2 separate regions of the Homo sapiens genome follow, and region 1 is linked to region 2. The links are chromatin contacts, found by Hi-C or POLR2A ChIA-PET in ENCODE. All regions are on one chromosome and are shown on one strand. The core of a region is the stretch at or near the end of the contact, and the rest is flanking DNA. Distances in the headings are between cores, read along the strand shown. Region 1 overlaps CDH2 (cadherin 2). Region 2 holds the start of CDH2 (cadherin 2).

The links. A loop is a pair of places that touch in the nucleus more often than their neighbours do. ChIA-PET counts read pairs that join two places held with the same protein, here RNA polymerase II (POLR2A). Pooled maps may share reads with other maps.
Region 1: a map of dorsolateral prefrontal cortex shows a loop between it and region 2 (7-fold over the local background). The contact joins the enhancer-like site here to the promoter of CDH2 in region 2. A Hi-C loop is called at or near these places in 7 of 168 maps with a recorded cell type or tissue (Caco-2, HepG2, dorsolateral prefrontal cortex and 2 more), 1 of 37 single-sample maps with no recorded cell type and 5 of 50 pooled maps. POLR2A ChIA-PET finds 5 or more read pairs at or near these places in 5 of 52 experiments (BJ, HEK293, HEK293T and 2 more).

Annotation. Positions count from the first base shown.
Region 1 is chr18:28,085,531-28,091,318 of GRCh38, forward strand. All of the region lies in intron 2 of CDH2 (cadherin 2), which reads right to left. Among named protein-coding and RNA genes, the nearest start is that of CDH2, 89 kb to the right of the region's middle. RefSeq lists an enhancer at 1-3,362. Within about 2 kb of position 1,946, at least 4 of the 41 ENCODE cell types and tissues checked have a DNase peak (open chromatin) inside an H3K27ac peak, as active enhancers do; they include dorsolateral prefrontal cortex, where a contact is called at or near this core.
Region 2 is chr18:28,173,244-28,179,345 of GRCh38, forward strand. It overlaps CDH2 (cadherin 2), which reads right to left and starts at 3,887. Exons shown (of 16, transcript NM_001792.5): 1 at 3,720-3,887. The coding sequence starts at 3,779.

The DNA of each region.
Region 1 (5,788 bases), core at 696-3,195, 90 kb before region 2:
CCACTACCACATAGTATCAACAAACAACTCCCCACTGTTGACTGCTACATCTGCACCTTCTAGCCAAGATTCAACCTCCATCTTCAGAAAATCATGTTTAAATACCTACTTTGTACTGACTGACATTGTCATGTCCATAAGCATCTCAAAGTCACACATCGGATGGAAATCTTCAACTTTGTTCTCAATCTGGTCCCATACTCTATATTCCTATTCTCAACCCTAGAGTCACGGTAATCCTTGAATCCCTAGTGCAAAACACTGTGTTTGGGACTTAGTAAGTACTTAATGTGCTGAATGAATGAAATGATTAATTACTTTCAATATTATAATTTCCTACAAAATTAGTATTTAGGTCATGTGAACTAATCACATGATAACGCCACAGGACACAGGTTATTAACTACCACTGTACCCATCTTCTCTAAAGGAGAATAAAAATATTATCCATCTGGAATCATGCTCACCACTGTATTATAAACTTGTTTTTAAAAGGAATGACATTTAGTGACCAGAATACAAGACCTTTGAGACCATGTTAATTTTCGCCTAACACAAGGGAGAACGTCAACCTTCTAGCAAGCAGCAACAGTACAGCTAAATTCACTCTGGAACAACCTAGTTTGCAATTGAGAAGTTGATACAATTAAGAAAATGTGTTTATACTGTTCTAAAGAAGGGATTAACAGGATTATTATACTATTTTATTATCCTAAAGAAGTGGCTTTCCAGTGTTATAACTACCCTATAGTCCTTTCCAACATTAGAACTCTATAGTTATTCAGTTATTGTTATGCTTAAACATTTCCTCTACTACTGTATAGTTCCGTAAATCTCTCGGTCAAACTTTGCTAATTTCCTTTATTTATTAAGCCTTCATTGTTTTTAAGTAAAAGGTCCATTTATTTATCATTCAATCACACTACGGTCTCCCACTGAGAAAGACTGTGTACCTAACAAAAATCTTCAGAGTGTACTCGGGAAAAGAGACTATTTCCTTCTGTGTGGGTCAGCATCATATCCTGTCAAAAATCAGGACCCTATGAGCTCTCTGGGGACACTGACCATGGTTCTAAATAATATATGAATCTGGACAATTACAAATGTATGTTTTTGCTTTTTGCTCACACACAAGACACACTAGGGGCTTGCCTCTAGTTGAATGGCTTCTTGTTTTCACTCAGTTTCAGCCTATGCTCTCATCTCATTAGAATTTCAGTATCCTCTGGTCTTGCAGAGTTCCCTTTACCTTCTTTTGTATCAGACAAAAGATGGTAATTTACGTCTAATTAACGGAACTGAGTCATAATGAGTTCTTTTCTCTTAGACAGCATTTGAATGTCCAAAATAACCAGAGAGATTGGGCTTTTTAAGTCTTGCTCCAGTTTAAGGTTTTATAACACAATGCTCTCATTCAGGCCTCCTACTTTGCATACAGTCAGAGGGCTGGAGGTTATCCACATTGTGAAATTCTTTGGCTAGTTATGCCCAGAGTGACTGAATGGCAGGCAGGCTGAATTTAATATTTTCTGCTAAGCAGCTCTGTTGAGACAGCCAAGCTTACGACTGCATCCTTTTCATGTCTCTTACTTATACTTTGAAATGCTATCTTTTGCCTGTTGATGAATTTGATAGCATTCTTTATGAGATCAATTTCCTTGAGAAAGATACAAAAGGCAGGATGAAAGACAAGTTTGATGCAAAACACACAAAGGGCTGTGCATCTGTGTGAAGAGAAGCATGATAAAGCATAAAGCGGTTCTCCCCACACCATGATGAGGGACAAAGATGTAAACACAATAAGCCCGCCTAAAGAAAGCAAAAGCACATGTTCTAACGGGAGCAGTAACCAGGTTAAAATACTTGAAGCATCTTCTTCCTCTCTTATGCCAGAGCATTTTAAAATGCCCTCTATACATGACGGCATGCCAACACAAACAAACTGCAGAGGCTGAACTCCACTGGCATCGTGCCGTCCTGAAATGACACCAGTTAGATAAACTGGGTTTTTACTCCTGGGACAGTCTTCAACCAAGCTTTTTATTACATTGGGTTAAGAAGAAAAAAAAATAACCCTTGTCTCCACACTTCAAAATCCAAATGTGTATTCCTTTGATAGGATATTGTTATATTAAAAATACTGTGGCAATATCACTTGTCATCATGTTCTACTGACACACATATTCACCAATGCTCCAAATTTCAGAGGCTCAGCCACTCAAAAGAAAAACAAAACAAAACAAAAAAAGAATGAATGAAAATAAAAAACAAAACAAAACAAAACAAAACAAAACAAAAAATAAGGCTGACCAAACTTTCATGATGGGAGCCCTGGGACCAAGAAATTATAGCTGTATTATAAAGGACAGGCAAACCACACTACAGATACTCGGTTTTTTACTCTCTCCCGCCTCATTTTTTTCCTCCCCCTCAAAGAGGGAGTGAATGTGAAATTTACACAGACAAGCTCCTCAATAGATACACTTGATTTGTCAAATGGAAAGATGACCCTTCAGTAACTAGGCTGCTTGGTGAAAATATTAAACCAGACAGTAAGTCAGAGAAAATTAAATACTACCTTGATTAATCAGGCTTAATGGGTGAGAAGCAACTAATTTATAACACTACATTGACAAAAACAGGGTAAAGAAAAAGGAGGCTGTTTCACATCAGATTAAAGTATAATTTCTTTTTCTACTTTTCTTGGGGAAGGAATATATTGATACTCATAAAGTCAACTACATTTTTGAAGATATAAACAAAAATCACTGTAGACATAGTCTTTGCCCCTTGATACTCAAAATCTAATGTGAGAAATAAAACATACGTAAGCCCTGAACACGCAAATGAGTTTTAATGTTAATTTATCAATCTGACACTTGAACCATAATTTTTTTCATTCGAATTAAATTGAAAATCATTTGGATGTCTCCAAGTTAGCTCAGATACCCTTTCTAAATTAGAGCAGAGTGAATTAACAGCACAAGGAATCTTGCAATCTTGCCTTTCAGCCTCATGTGCTTGAAGGCTTTCAGACCCTGAAGGTGATGGGGAGGAAATGTCCTGGGGCCTATGTAAGTCTGTCCGAGAGGCATCTGGTGAGCTAGGCACCTCCCAAAGGAGGTGGACAGAGGAAGAGGGTTTCTAGCACAGCACCTGCAGGGGTTTTAAAGGGTTCCTAAGGGGGCGGGCATGTTCCCTGACAGCCACCTTCCCAGCAAGTCAAGTGTTGCTAAACTGGGGGCCTTCTATGCATAGCAAAAGATAGACACCATACAAAGAAGCCAAAGTGTGAAATGAGTGGAGGCAGATATTGCATATCAGGAGAGAAAATACAAATTCTACGCTGGGTGTCACAAAAAGACTACAGTGCCAATTCAAGGGGAAACAAATCTGACTTGAAAAAATATTAATATCTAGATTATTACACTTTAGTATAATTTACAAAATAGCCACTCTTAAAGAGCTTTGGAAACAAAAGCCTACACACTGTGATTTAGTTTCATTCATTTGCTCTTTCTCATAACTGAATAGAAGTATAACAGAAAAGAGAGGAGGAACAGAGCTCATCAAGAGTACGTCTCCTTTACATGTCATTCAACTCTAGCACACTGGAAAAGCCTGCTTATAATAAAGAACCAATATACAGAAACTTCAGAAAAACCTAAATGCCAAACCTAGATCTTTGACTCTCTACCAGATGAGGACACCATCAAATGATAATTTTCTAGAAAAAAGATTTTAGGACCTCAAATAAAAGAGTGATAAATACAATGAAATTCCTTCTATATAATAACTACAACAGAAAAATCAAACAACAATATTCAGTCACAACTTATAATAACCAATCACATATATTTCTTCACATTATAATTATAAAATCTTCACATTTTAATCATTACAGTCAGTAGTGTTTCCTAGAAGGAAATTTTTAAAGGGTTATTATGCCTTACTATACATACGGGTTATCTAGTTTCCATAATCATTTTTTTAACAAAAAATTGCATATAAATTGATAGTCTGTAAATAGAGTTACATTTTAAGTGTCCTTGAATTATTTAAGTAATTTAAAGCAATTTCAATTGCAATTTTGTTCAAGTCCAATAATCTTTTCTAAAGCAAATGGTTATATCTAATTTATGCATTTCCTAATTGGTCCAACCTGTAACTGGTTTTCTTAAAACAAGATTAAAGAAAGTAAGGTTAGCCAAATTCATAATTAGTACTCTTTACCAGGTCTTATTCCAAGAGATGCATTTAGCAATAAATATTTAATGGACACCTGCTACCCTGGGTATGTGAACAGTGCCAGGAATACAGAGGTAAACAGGACAGAGCCCGATTCCTGTCCTGATAGAGCTCTCCACACTTCAGATCCATATTCACCTGACAGAATCTTCCATATCCACGTGAATTATGCTCTTATAAACTGTTTTATTACATCCTTAGTAAATCTATGAGGTTTCACTGATGAGAAACTAAAGTGTAGTTAGCATAACTACAAAAAATTATTGGATGCCACAGATGTCAAAGAACTTGGAGATCAATTAGTCTGGTGGTTCCTTTCCTTTCTGAATATAAGTATCAATTTTTAATTTATAAACAAAACAGAATTATACACAAACACAGAGCTATGTGGACCCCACATATTAGTAATTGTTCTTTTTTGCATCTGTTGACTAAGACAATGCCTATAAACTACTTTGAATTCACTACGCTTTTAAATACATGTCTATTACAGTAATCTCAATAACATCTAAATTAATTTGTCTCACAGTGACAAATGTGTGGCATTGGCTGACGTATGGATTTGTGTATTGGACAATAATTCCAAGGGCCTTTAAAAGGCAATAAAGGCAAAAATCTCACCCATCTCCTTCATGTCCTCATTGCAGCACAAATGAGGGCCAGAAATGACTGCACTATCTTCCAAGGTCATACCACTGGCTAGCGAGAACACTGAGGACTACAGCTTCTTCCCCCCAGGCAGCGTCCACAAGCATCTGCTCAGGTGTTACCCATACCCTTCCCTCCACAGATGACAATTCTCCTTTAGCTACAAAATTCAGAAGTCATCTCTGTGTATGTTTATTAGAGTAGCTTGTACTGTATTCCAGCAAACTGGTGGCAATGCTATAAATGCTCTCCCTTTCCAACCTTATGGTAGATAAGAACTCAATGAAAGCTAAAATATAACTTCAGGGCAAAAGACAAATTTTCTTTTATTGTACTGAAGAATGTTGTATCCATCATAGCCTACAAATACCCAGAAGCCAGTATAATATTTCTAATACAACATGTATCTTACTGGTTTGGGGAAGAAAAAATAATCCTTTTATTCCTTTTCACTCTGCCTACAAGTAGAACATTGAGATAATAGAGATTAAGCCTTAAATTTCTATATCCAATAGTGGTTGAATCACAAGAGGACTGAAAAAGCATTTGTCTCTACAAGATAATACCTAATATGCTAGTCCTCCGGGCAGTTTACATTGATTTTGCATTTAATTGCATAGGCTGATTTTCTCATATTTTCCAGGACAAAGTTGTCAAAATGAAAGGATCTAGATGTACTCTGCTATGAAGCCAAAAGAAGAAAGTAAACTTAAGAGCACTGGTTTCTGTAATAACTATATGATTGCAAAAAGTTTTGTTTTGTTTTTTTCCTACTAGAAATTGACACTGGGGATCACAAACCAACTTGAGAGCAAAGGTGATAAAACTGTACTTTCTCCTCAATCCCTCATTTCCCCCCTCTGTTCTTAAATTACTTTCAGAAATGGGAAGA
Region 2 (6,102 bases), core at 2,637-5,136:
ATACATAAAATACTGTTTTTCAAATTACACCTAGTATGTTTGTAACCTTTCACCTATTAGTAATGACCGCATGCCTCAAGTTAAGAAAAGCAAAGAAATATACATAACTGTGTCTAGTAAGTAAACTCTGAACACCAAGTTAACTCTTCTTATTTTCACAAGAACTTATGTTTCAAAAGCACATGAAAATCAAATAAATACTGAGAATAAACACGATTTACACTTAAAATCACTGCTGAATCCTTGCCACATTCTAGAACAAAGCTGCTTCTTTTTATGTATACTTCATATGTTGAATATTAATTTCTTTAAAATCTGTACCTAATAGGTGAAAAACACATAAGGTTTATCCATCGTTTTTCCAAGGTCCTCACGCAGGGTTGAAACCAGGATCTGTTAAGTCTTAGAAATGAATTTCTATGAACATTAAAATACTGTCCTAGATGCCCCATAACCCATACAAACGTATTTAAATTAGAACAATGGGGTTATGCAATTAAGATGTGAACTAGAAAAACAACACAGGTTTCTAATATATTAATTAACTAGGTCAATGGTAAAAGCAACATTGATTTTTTTTCTTAACAATAAACCTATGTAAAGATTTGAAAGTCACTTGTATTATTTAAAAGGAAAGCTAGTTATAACTTTGTGATATAATATTTTATACTTTTATCAGGTAAGCTGAATGCTCAAATTCGGATTTTTTAATATAAAAAAGGCTAACATCTTAAAATAAGACTAAAGAAAATCTTGATGTTGAACATCATAACATGCAAGATTGACTAGAATTATGTAAATCTACATAACAAGACTAACTAAACTAGTAATTTCTCTAAGTAAAATAAGGTACACAGACACTTCAGTTAACAATTCAAGGCACAGAGTCCTTTGAATATTCAATTATATTTAGCTTGTAAAAAAACAAGGGTGCTCCGTATCTGCACTAATAACCTACATATTCTCTTTTCTAAAACTATCGGCTGCTTAGTCTGGAATTTAAAAAAAAAAGAAAAAAAAAACCTAGACTGTTAATAGCAGCTGACTGCAGGACAGCCACTTTCACCTTGCAGATAGAGCTTTGTTGTTCGGGCGTGTAAAGCAGACCATTAGCACAAAGTCATTTCTAATCTCAGTTGTACAATCCACATGGTGCACTTAACCCTAAAACTCATGTTGCGTAAACTGCTCTGCTTCCACTCCTAATGACCTTTCAAATCATTCAATGTTACTGCTTGACTTGTACTCATGAATTAGAGGACTGCCAAATAACTTGATGAGAAAGTTATAATTTCTCCTTTCCTGAAGGTTTAAAAAAGTCAACATTGGTATAGAAGAAACTGAGAAAGAACATACAATGGAAAAGCACATTATTTAATGCTTATAAACGATATTTTTAGAAACACTTAAGAAAAAACTGACAGAAAATTCACACCTGACTTCAAGGCAGATGACTAAAACAGAAAATGAGAGTGCTCCACTTGTAACACACATAGATTTCCCACAGTATTCATGACCAACAAATGTCTCTTCGTGTCCTAACTTCGCTGCACAGTATTCAATTAAAACTCACTTTTAGATGAAAAAGTTTGTGAAAATAACCATCTGCTGCTGGATTCACACTGAGGATTTACTGTCTGTAAATAAGACGACCCAATGCTGTCCAAAAATTAGTGTTTTTAAAGTAAGATTTGTAAAAAATGTATCACATCTCCTTTGTTAAAAAAAAATCCTAATACACAGGAGTCTTTAAGTTTGTCTTGCCTTCCATTTAACTTCAAATACTTTAGAAGCAGGACTTTTTTCCTTCTTCCTCCTTCAGCCTAACCTCTTTAATAAACCCCATTTTTAAAGAAGAAACAATAAATGAAGTGACAGGAGGTCAAAGAATGAGGAGTGTGCGCTGGGAGAATAAAGGGCGGTTTTATAACAGGAGGTACTTTTGTTAGCAAGTGACTGGCAGGTCTCCTCCCCCAAGTTAGAAGGAATTCCATCCACTCTCCAAAACTGCAAAGGCCAAAAATGTCTAGTCTAATAGTTCTGAAATCCCCGAGTCAGGAGAGAGCCGAGTGGCGGATGGCGAGTGGGGGAAGGGAGAAAGACCGGTAGGAGACTAAAGAACAAAAGAAGAAATCCAAGAAAGGGAAAAGGAACGCTGGGACCCTGGCCTGGGAGGCAGGGGTGGGGAGAGACAAAGTGAGAGAGCACGACCCGGGAGGAGAGCGTGGAGCCGGGCAGGGACAGGCGTGCCGCACCATGGCGCACCATGGACAGGGCTCCGCGCGGCGGCGGCCCACGACCGTCTAGGGGTTGCGGGAGAAAGCGCGAGAGACTGCGGAGGCCAGCCCCGTCCAGCCCCTGCCCCCGCCCCAGCAGCACTCACCCCCCGGCGGGCCGGAGCGCGCCAGGCCCTGACCCGTGAAGACCACGGAGCGGGGTAATCCACACCACCTGTCTCCACCCCCGGAGCAGGCACTTCCGAGCTGCGTCCGCACTTTTCGGGGCTGCCAGCTGGCAGTAGAGCACCTCTCCCCTTGCCCCGAGGGCGACAGGCAGGGGGACCCTCCGTGGATTTTCCTGCCCCGCGGCGAGGGTGGGCACGCCCCTTTCCCGCAACCTTCGAGGGACCCCACGGCAGGCGGAGACCGACTTGGGACCAGGGCACTGCACCCGCCCAGCTAGAGGGTCCCGGCCGAGGCTGTGTGAAGTGGCCTCCAGGCCTGGGCTGGCTGGTCGGGAGGAGCCTGGGGGCATCCTCGGGTTGGAGGCGGCGGAAAGTTGGGCTGCCCCCGGGCTGGGAACCCGCAGCGTGCAGTGGCGAGGGAACCTGCGCCCGGACTGGAGCAGGTGCTTCCTGCCGCGGAGGAGCCTCTTAGTAGAGATTAAATGAAAAGGCTCGCTGGCTCTCTCCCGAGGGTATGAAAAGTACGGAAGGCTCCAGGCAAAGGCGCCCCCGGGGCGCATATAGGGCACAGGCAGCCGGACAGAGAAAGGAGCAGCCGCGTAACGGAACTTCTCGCCCGGGGGAGATACTAGGCGTGAGAGGCCAGACTCGTTCTACAGGCAGGCGCTGACCGGCAGAGACTCCTCCGGGCAAGAGGGCCAGATTTTCTTTCCAGGTGGGACGAACACAGAATATTGTGAGGGCAAGAGAAGAAGAAAAGGAGGCAACTCCAGACTGGGATAAAGACAATAGGACAGTAGAGCCCTTGAGCACCGGGAGGCGCACGGGTGCAGGGTGGGGTAAGGTGGAGGCAAGTCCCGTAACTAAGACACCAGAGTGAGAATTCCTACTGTAAACTCGCGACCCATCCCTGCAGAAATAAACAAAAAAATTGGAGCAAAGTACTATGCGAGGGGCGAAAGGCACAGAAAACTGCAAAACCTGGGAGTTATCCTGCCTCACCCTCCTGCTGCCTGGGGACACCCCCCGCGAGCTTGCTCGGCCCCGAAGAAGGAGCAGAGGGGACCCGCAATCCAGCCCCTAGAGCCCCGCCAGGAAAGGCGCGAGAGACCTACTGGCCCCGGCAACCCTGCCCCGGCGCCCGGACGGAGCCCGATGCCTGCGCAGCTACCGGCCGCGCGGCGCGGCGCGGCGCGGCGTGGCACCTCCCTTCCCGGGTGCGCAGCCCGGCCCCGCAGCGGCGCGGGGAACAAAGGGACCCGGCGCCGCCCGCCCCACCCCGCCCGTGGCCCGGCCCGCGGGGACCGCCGCGTACCTGAAGCAGGGCCGCCAGCAGCGGCAGCAGGGTCCGCAGCGCTCCCGCTATCCGGCACATGGAGGCGGAGAGGGGCCGAGCGAAGAGCCGGAGGAGGCGGCGGCGGCGGCGGCGGCGGCGGAGGAGGAGGAGGCAGCGGCAGCACCAACAGCGGCGCGGAGAAACGGCTCCAGGCAGTTTCCACCCCCTTCCCTTCCCCTCCCCTCCCCACCCCCTTCTTCGCTGCTCTCCGCTCCCCGCCAATGGAGAGCGAGCTGATGACAAATAGCGGGCCGCGGAGTCCGCGGGACTCGCACCAGGAGTAATAAAACAGACCCAGAGATCAAGGAGCTGGGGAGGGGGCGGGGGAACAGGGAGGGAGAGCGTGTGAGCGTCTGCGAGTGTGTGGAGGCGGCTGCTGTGGCAGCGCAGGCGGCTCGGCTCCGGCCCGGAGCGCAGCGGAAGCCGCGAGGGATGCAGCGGCGGGGACCTTGGCCGGTGGAGGATGTGGAGGTGGAAGTGGAGCGGATGGCGCTCCCCAAGAGCTCCGCCACGCGAGGTTTCGGGCTCGTGGTTTTGCTTCCTCCGGGTCCCCGCTCCAGGGCCGCTCGGCGCGACGAAGACGCCGGGGACAGCGCCGCGGGGAGGGCGCTCCGGGTCGTGCGTGCTGCACCCACAAAGAGCAGCAGTCCCGCCACTCCGCGCCTCCGCTGCGTGGGGGCCGAGGGGCGCTTCTCGGCTCCTCTTTCCGGTCCCCCGGCGAGTTGGAGACTGTTCTCCGGCCTCGGCCGCAAGGGGGTGAGGCGAGGGGCCGGCGCGGTCTCTCCCGCCGCGGCTCCGTCCCGCGCAGCTGCTGCCGCAGCCGCCCCTGCTGCCCGCGCACCGGCACCCGCCCGCCGGTCCTCGCCCTGCGCCGCTCACTCGCGCGCGCCGCCCTCCGTCGCCGACCGCGCACCCCGCTCGGCCTCCGCTGCGCGACCTGGGCGAGCCGCCGCCGCTCTCCCCGCGCTCGCCCCACGCGCTGCCTGGCTGCGCGGCCCGCTCCCCTCTCCTATTCCTCCCGCCGCCGCCGCCGCCCTCGCCCCCGCCTCCCTCCTCCGCCGAGCCTCCCCGCCCGCGTCGTGGCCAATCGGAGGCCACCAAGCTGCGGCTGTAGCCGGCCGGATCCGCGGCAGCCGCCCGCCCCCGCCCCGCCGAAGCGCCCCGTATTTTGCTGCAGCCCGCGGGGGGTCGCCGGAGGGAAGCCTAGAGTGCGCCGAGCACCGCCCCGGCAGGTGGAGGGGCTGCGGGAAATAAAATAACTTGGGCAGGAACTTGATTGGTAGCAGGTTCATCTTTGGTCCGCGGTAGGGAATCTAATGGAGATGAAGAATGGTGGGGAAGGGGGGGCGGTGTCTCCTTGGGAGCCTAACGTACGCTTCTTTATTTTGTCATTCTTTGGAGATGGGTAATCTTTCCTGGCAGGGGCAGACACAGCAAACTAAGGACGCAGGCCAAGCTCATCCTAGCTATTGTTGTCTGAGGCGCTCGCCGGGAGCCACCTGCGGGCGGGGGAGGGCGGAGGCCGCGGCTCCTCTCTGGAGCTCGCACCTTCAGCTCCCACCCTTGAGGATGTACTGGAACAGCCCAAGTTTTTGTGTTCTTGTTTTGTTTTCTTTTGTCCCCTCTGGGAGTTTGAGAGTGCATGTTTGTTATTTTATTTGAAATCTCCCGTTTTCTATTTCTATTACTACCTGTTAGTGGTACTGTTCACATTTGGGGCCAACAGTTTCAGGGTACTTTTACCCTCTCCTACCACCCCTAACAACAATTTTTAAAAAAGAGAGAAACTAAAAGCCGGAACTTGAGAAAATAGGATTATATAAAAGATAAAATGACTGATACAGAATTCTCACCACGTAAAGGATTTCTGCTGGCTTCCTTTAAGGCATGAACTTCAAGTGCAACACAGTGAGAGACTTTACAAGTTTGAGTCACAAGCATTTGTGGAATGGAGCGGGGGATGGGGAGCAGTTTTTGTTTTTTCTAATTCTGGTGAGGTAATAAATTTTCCGGAACCTTTTTTAAGAAAGGTTTACAAGTAAATAGAAATATCCGTTTTATGTAAGCTTTTCAACACTTGGGAGATCGGTGAACTTCATTGCAGTTAATGAATATTTTCTGCCTTTATTGCTTGCTTTTCTGCTTTGGGTGACTGAAATATTAACTTTATTTGAGTTTCAAGATACCGATCATTTAAGAATCTGATGATGAACCTTTAAAAACCAGCTACTAATTTCTTGACATAACTGATACAGCTTTTAATAATGTACTGTTGCTGGCTAGGCTTTTAAAAATTTAATATTCATAGGGAGGCTTATTCAATTTTAATTAAAACATAATATTGTAAGTTTTTTATGAAACA